2 separate regions of the Homo sapiens genome follow, and region 1 is linked to region 2. Evidence: chromatin contacts called from ENCODE Hi-C data. All regions are on one chromosome and are shown on one strand. The core of a region is the stretch at or near the end of the contact, and the rest is flanking DNA. Distances in the headings are between cores, read along the strand shown.

Region 1 (3,418 bases), core at 333-2,832, 2.7 Mb after region 2:
ATAGCAATGATGTACAGGAACTGGCACAGAAGGAATTTTCTCCTGTCACAAGGCAGAAGTTGTATGGCTCCTGTGCTACTTGTCACAGCAAACTTAAGCAGATCCAGAAACTGCCTGACCCTTTACTGTACCTTCCCACTCCAAAATGGGGAGGGGAACTCCTGTGCGGGAGTGCTCAGCTCTCAAGGGAAGACAGTCATTAACCTGTCTAAACTCTATGTTAATAGAACCTTCTCGATAATTGCTTTCATTAAGTGTGGTTAATGTGAACAGTACAAGTTATAGCAAGATTTGCAGAAGAACAAAGTAAATATTTAAGACTTTATTTCAGGATGCAGTTGGGTCGAGGCAAGGAGAAGATTAGTAGAAGCTGTATCTGATGGTATCTGAGGTTGAAACACAGTGAACCTCTTGGCAGAAGTGCCAGTCATTTCTCATCAGTGGTTCACAGAATCCTAACTCTGGGGAGGCAGATGGGTGTCTCCTGGAGATGGTTGTGTGTTCAGGTTTTCTCCTTTCGCTTCTGGCCTCTGTCAGACATGAATGACATGGTGATGAAGATAAACTGCCTTCCCTGTACTGCCCAGGAATGCAATGAGGATTAAGAAGGTGGCTTTTAGCCTGTGTCTATGCCACATGGGGAGGATGGTTGCTCCCTGAGGGCAGAAGGCCATTATTAGCAACTGAGTTGGCCAGGAGTGTGTGCCATGCCGGGCTGGGTGTACGGAGCTGTCAAGCCAGGCACCTGGGGATTAATTTAGCATGGGTTTTCATGCCCCCGGGCTACCAGTGACCATACAGCCATCATCTCTACCTTTGAGTTGATGTGTATAACTGAATAATAGTGCTGTGTTTTCAAAAGGAAAGGCTTAAAAAACAGTGCTTCTGTAGTACAAGGAGGGATGCTCTGCTGAAAATCTGGAAATTACAGCTAAGCAAAAAGATGAAAATACAAAGTAGCTGTTATTCTACCACCCAGAGATCGATTTGTTTCTTTACTAACAGATACGGCAAGTGCCTGTTCTGTGCCAGGCACTGTCTAGGCACTGGAGATAGTGATGAGCAAAACCATCTCTTCTTTCTGGAGATGACACTCCAGCAGTGAAGGCAGATAGGAAACAAATACATAAACACATCTGGTGAAAAATGCTTGAGGAACAGCAAAGTAGGGTAAGAAATTAGCGAAGGAAGTGGGTGCTGTTTCAGGTTTGAGGCTTGTCAAGAAAGCCTCTCTGAAGAAGAGAGATTGAGCAGAGACCCATATTATTGAGTGAGGGAGGCCTGGGGTTCTCCAGCTAGCTGCCAGCAGGATCAGTCTGTACAACAGCCCAGGGCACATTCTTCCTGGGTGCATTTAAGAACCACTGTTGGGCCCTTTTAATTCTAATACAGAAGGTGGCCTATTAAAACCAAAACCGAAAAAAAAAAAAAGGACCCTTTACTGTATCATCTGTCATTTATGTTTCTGCTAGGCTCAAACTAGACTTTTGAGAGAGCAGTGTTGGAACCACAGAAAGGTCTGGATGTGTTAACGCATTGGTTCAGCATGTGATGAGACTTGTGTGCGCAGTACAGACTCAGGCTGCTGGGGTTCAAGTCTGAGTTCCACAGTGGTGCAACTGTGGTGAAGTCATTTAGAGAGGTTAAGTCTCAGTTCTCTCATCTGTACAGCAGAAACTAGCTCATGGGGCCACATGAGAAAGTGTCTGTGGAGGGAGGGCTGGCACATGGTTAAGTGCTCAGGAAATACTGGCTGTTGCTATAATTAACAAAATGTGGTTTTGGCAAATGGTTTTAAGAGGGTCTGTATGTGCCTTTGTTCCATAAGTTTTTAACCAAAACTAAGGAGCCTCGAAAATTATGTTAGAGGCACCAAATGGGGAGCAGGTTCTAGTCATTCATCAAAGAAGGGGCTAAATAAAATCAAGATTTAACAGAAGGATCACACATTTGAGGTAGGGTTTGGAGTTTCAGTCATGAAGTCGGTGCACAGTTTATATAGGGTTCAACTTCTTGTCTGTAGGTGCCTGTCTCTATTCACATTTAAAGCCATTGTTGAGGAATGTAGTATCTTTTTTTTTTTTTTTTTTTTTTTTTTTTACAGAAACTCTTCTCAGTTTGGAGAATGTGGGTGTGTGGCTTTGAGGCTTCAGAATCCCACCGTGAAGTTGTCATTGGTCTTCATGGTTATTTATGAGGCTTGACTTAAGCTGGGTCCTGTTCTTAACAGGAGAACGATACAGCTTCCCCCGGCCGCTGGGTTCTCTTTCTGTGATGCAAGGATACATCGCTGCACTAGGCTCTCTGAGAAATTTGTGACTGGCTAGCAATTAGAGTTGAGAATGTAAACTGGCCACAGATTGAGGAATTCCAGGCTAGAGACTGTGAGCCCTAGTGAAGAAATGTAGGGTCAGGGCTCAGGAGGCTGGGATTAAGCCCACTGCTGACAGAATTGATGCTGAGACCTTCAGCACATCACATTATCTTTGTTTCCTCTTTCAGATCCAGAGATTCATGAGCTTTTATAAGTGGAAAAGATTTAGATGTTCTAACATTTCCTCCAAATGGGAGATTGCAACTTTCCAAAATCCTTGGTGGATGGTTCTCCAGATTTATCTCAACAGTTCTAGTGCTGGAACTTTTAGCTGCCATACTGTTGAACTTTAGTGGGCCACATTTACATAGCCTGTGTCAGGGGTCAACAAACTGTGGCCCATGGGCCAAATTAGTCCACTGCCTAAATTTATAAATAAAGTTTTATTAGAACACAACCTTGCCCATTTGTTTACTTACTGTCTGTGGCTGCTTTCATGCTACAGCTGCAGAATTTAGTGGTTGTACAGGAGACCATAAGGCCCACAAAATTGAAAATATTTCCTATCTGGCTTTTTACAGAAAAAGTTTGCCAACCCCTGGCCTAAATGAATGGTGCTGTCTGGAATGCAGTACATAGTCTGCATGCAACCCTGTGTGCTAAACATATTAGATTTGTAAAGTGTTCATAAAATAGAGCAAAAAAAAAAAGCCACTGTTTATGGAGAGATCGCTGTGTCCCAGACACAAATAATAACTTTAAAATACTTTATTAGTTCTTTCCTCAGAGCAAACCTGCAGAACAGTTATCTCAATTTAAGAGGATCAGGGTAGGATATGATGTGTAATCTACCCAAAATGGTGGCAGTCTGAGCCAGGGTTCAGATCCTGGCTGGTGCATCTCTAATGTGCCCATTTAATCTGCCACTGCTGGGACAATCGCATTTTATTGTGCATCACACCAGAAGGTCACGTGTGGCATTTTTAAAGATGAAAATAGTTTAAGGCTCAAGAGTGGAAGGTAATCTAAGAGTCCACACCTTTCTGGCCATTTGGATATTGTTGTAAATGTTTCAGGTGTTAAGCATACTTAATTTTGTGAGTT
Region 2 (3,089 bases), core at 316-2,815:
AGAAGGCTGAGGTGGGAGAATTGCTTGAGCCTGGGAGGTTGAGGCTGCAGTTAGACAAGACTGCACCACTGCATTCCAGCCTGGGTGACAGCCTGTCTCAAAAAATAATAACAGTAATTCCCGATTTTAATAATTATTCTAGAGTTGTGTAAAAGAATACCCTTAGGAAATGCACACTTTGGGGTAATTATGTCTATAGTTTACACTGAAATCATTAAAAGAGGTATGTAAACAGACAAAGCAAATGGGACAAAATGGAGCAAATTTCTACAAATTTTAGAAATTGGTGAGTCTTGGTTAAGAGAAGGAGGAGGATTCTTGGTACTATTCTTGTGACTTTTGAAATTATATAAAAATTTTAAGTTCCTAAAAACTGGCTGTAGAACTATACGCTCAGAGTGAGCATTTATTTTGTAAAATAGTGATTAAGACCAAATCTTTAATCAGTTAAAAATCTGATCAAATAAAAGTAGTAATATATTACGGTATTTTTGACATCAAATCATTGTAAAGGGGCAATAACTTACAAGTTTGTCTCCAAGCACAGTACATTTTTATGGATTTTTAAAGAATTCACGTTCCCGTAATTCTTACCTTCCTCCACCTAAAGTGACACAGTTTACCAAATAATTTGGAGTAATGGTTAGATTGGGTTAAATTCTCAAGGCTTCCTCTTTAAAAATCATACATTTAATTCGGGTAGGGAATGACTTGGCTTCTTTGTTCCTGTGAAAGAAGTATATAAAAATGCCCCCTTAGTAACTATGCAGTCAGCTTACTATCTCAGCAAAGTCATTGTGAACTTCTTCCCTGTCTCAGGTTGGAAATAGGAACCAATTCAAGGTAGATTAAAGACTTAGGGCCGGGCGCAGTGGCTCATATCTGTAATCCCAACACTTTGGGAGGCCGAGGTGGGTGGATCACGAGGTCAAGAGATCAATACCATCCTGGCCAACATGGCCCGTCTCTACTAAAAATACAAAAATTAGCTGTGCATGGTGGTGGGTGCCTGTAGTCCCAGCTACTCGGGAGGCAGGAGAACCACTTGAACCCGGGCGGCGGAGGTTGCAGTGAGCTGAGATTGCGCCACTGCACTCCAATCTGGTGACAGAGCCAGACTCCGTCTCAAAAAAAGAAAAAAAGACTTAAATGTCAGACCTGAAACTATAAAACTACTAGAAAAACATAGAGAAAACTCTTCAGAACATCGGCTTAGGCAGATAATTTATGGATGAAATCTCAAAAGCACAGGCACCAAAAGCAAAAATAGTTGAGTGGGCTATAACTTCTGCACAGCAAAAGAATCAACACAGTGAAGAGACAGCCCCTGGAGTGGGAGAAAATATTTGCAAATTACTCACCTGACAGGGAACTAATGTGCAGAGTATAGAAGGAACTCAGACTCCTCAAAAGTTAAAAAATCAATGCCATTAAAAATAGGCAAAGGACAGGAATAGAGACATACAAATGGCTAAGATGTATATGAGAAACTGCTCAACTTCATTGATCAGGGAAATGCAAATCAAAACCACAGTGGGATATTATCTCACCTCAGTTAGTATGGGTATTATTAAAAAGACAAAAAATAACAGATGCTGGTGAGAATGAAGAGAAAAGGAAACTCTGCTACACTGTCAGTAGGAATGCAAATCAGTACAAGCATGATGGAAACCAGTATAGAGAATTCGAAAAAAAGAAAAAATAGAACTACTCTATGGTCCAGCAATCTCACTGGGGGGGTATTTATCCAAAGGAAAGAGTTCAGTGTAACAAAGGGGAACTTGCATGCTCGTGTTTATCACAGCATTATTCACAATAGCAAAGACACAGGATCAATCCAAGTATTCATCAACAGATGAGTGGATAAGATGTGCTAAATAGACACAGTAAAATACTATTTGGCATAACAAATAAGGAAATCGTGTCATTTTCAGAAACATTTTCAGAGACAGAAGGACAAATACTACGGGTTCTCACTCACGTGAGAGCTAAAAAAACTTGATCCCATGGAAACAGAGAATACAATGGCAGTACCAGAGGCCAGGAAGACTGGGTATGTGGAAGGGAGAATGAAGAGAAGTTGGTTATTGGGTACAAACCTACATTTAGAAGAAATAGGCTGTAATGTTTGACAGCAGGCTGTGGTGGCTAAGTAATATTATTATGTGTAAATATTCAAAGTAACCAGAATACGCATTTTATGCATGTAACAAGTATTTGTATGTACCTTACAAAGAGGTAAAATATTATGTGTCAATAAGATGGAGAGGTTATGCCCAAGCCTCCAGAGAGGGGCTCCTTGGATCCGCACAGCACATCCTGCATACCTGCATCCACTGCTGCGCTATGCTCCTCGTATCTGAGCCTTCATGCTCTGGTCCCCGAGGCAGGTGGTGCTGACTCAGGTGGCCACACTGTGGACCTGGGTGTTGGTGGCCCAGAGGGTGGGTGCTAGAGGCTTCCTGCCCTTCTTGTTCCACTGGGACCAGACGGAGCCAGGCAGTGACAGGGTACCACCTTCTTGACCGGATCCTGGAACACAGGAGTGTCACCTGGCCCCTCGTCATCCCAACTTAGCACCCAAAGTACCCCCGGGCCGGGGCCATGGCTGGGCTGGAACTCAGGATGGTTAGGATGCAGCTCAAGCCTTGTGGCATCTCTGGGTTCTCTGTCCACTGAGGGTGCCCTGGGATGCAAAGCTGGTGGAAGAGGTTGGCATTTCCCCAGCCTATCCTCACTCATGCCAAGCACCCCAGACTGTCCTTCCTGGTCCATCGCCCTGGTCACATTCCCCAGGGCAGCTCAGGGCTTTGTTCAGGGATTTCCTGTAGTCAGGTGCCTGATAAGTGTTGAGACGTGCAAGGCCACGTGGGCAGATGGGGAGGTGCTCTTTGGTGAGCACCCCCAGCAGGGCAGTCCCCCACCCAGGTGTCTGCCTGCTCCTGCTTGTGTTTGACTGTTAACAGCGCTTCATGCCAGGGCCACCAGCTCCCATCCCTCCTGTCAGGAAGGACACAGACAGCAAGTGCCTGGGTGGTAAGGCATTTGCCAGGTAACACAGGTGGCAAGTGCCAGAGCTGGGATTTGAA

What was found. Hi-C counts contacts between places; a loop is a spot of excess contacts on that map. Pooled maps may share reads with other maps.
Region 1: a pooled map shows a loop between it and region 2 (5-fold over the local background). The contact joins two enhancer-like sites. A Hi-C loop is called at or near these places in 4 of 37 single-sample maps with no recorded cell type and 2 of 50 pooled maps.

What each region holds. Positions count from the first base shown.
Region 1 is chr2:134,281,574-134,284,991 of GRCh38, forward strand. The region is part of intron 2 of MGAT5 (alpha-1,6-mannosylglycoprotein 6-beta-N-acetylglucosaminyltransferase); the gene reads left to right. Among named protein-coding and RNA genes, the nearest start is that of MGAT5, 29 kb to the left of the region's middle. RefSeq lists an enhancer at 796-1,005. Within about 2 kb of position 1,583, at least 6 of the 41 ENCODE cell types and tissues checked have a DNase peak (open chromatin) inside an H3K27ac peak, as active enhancers do.
Region 2 is chr2:131,586,731-131,589,819 of GRCh38, forward strand. No RefSeq gene overlaps it. Among named protein-coding and RNA genes, the nearest start is that of LINC01087, 49 kb to the right of the region's middle. RefSeq lists an enhancer at 1,578-1,727. Within about 2 kb of position 1,566, at least 2 of the 41 ENCODE cell types and tissues checked have a DNase peak (open chromatin) inside an H3K27ac peak, as active enhancers do.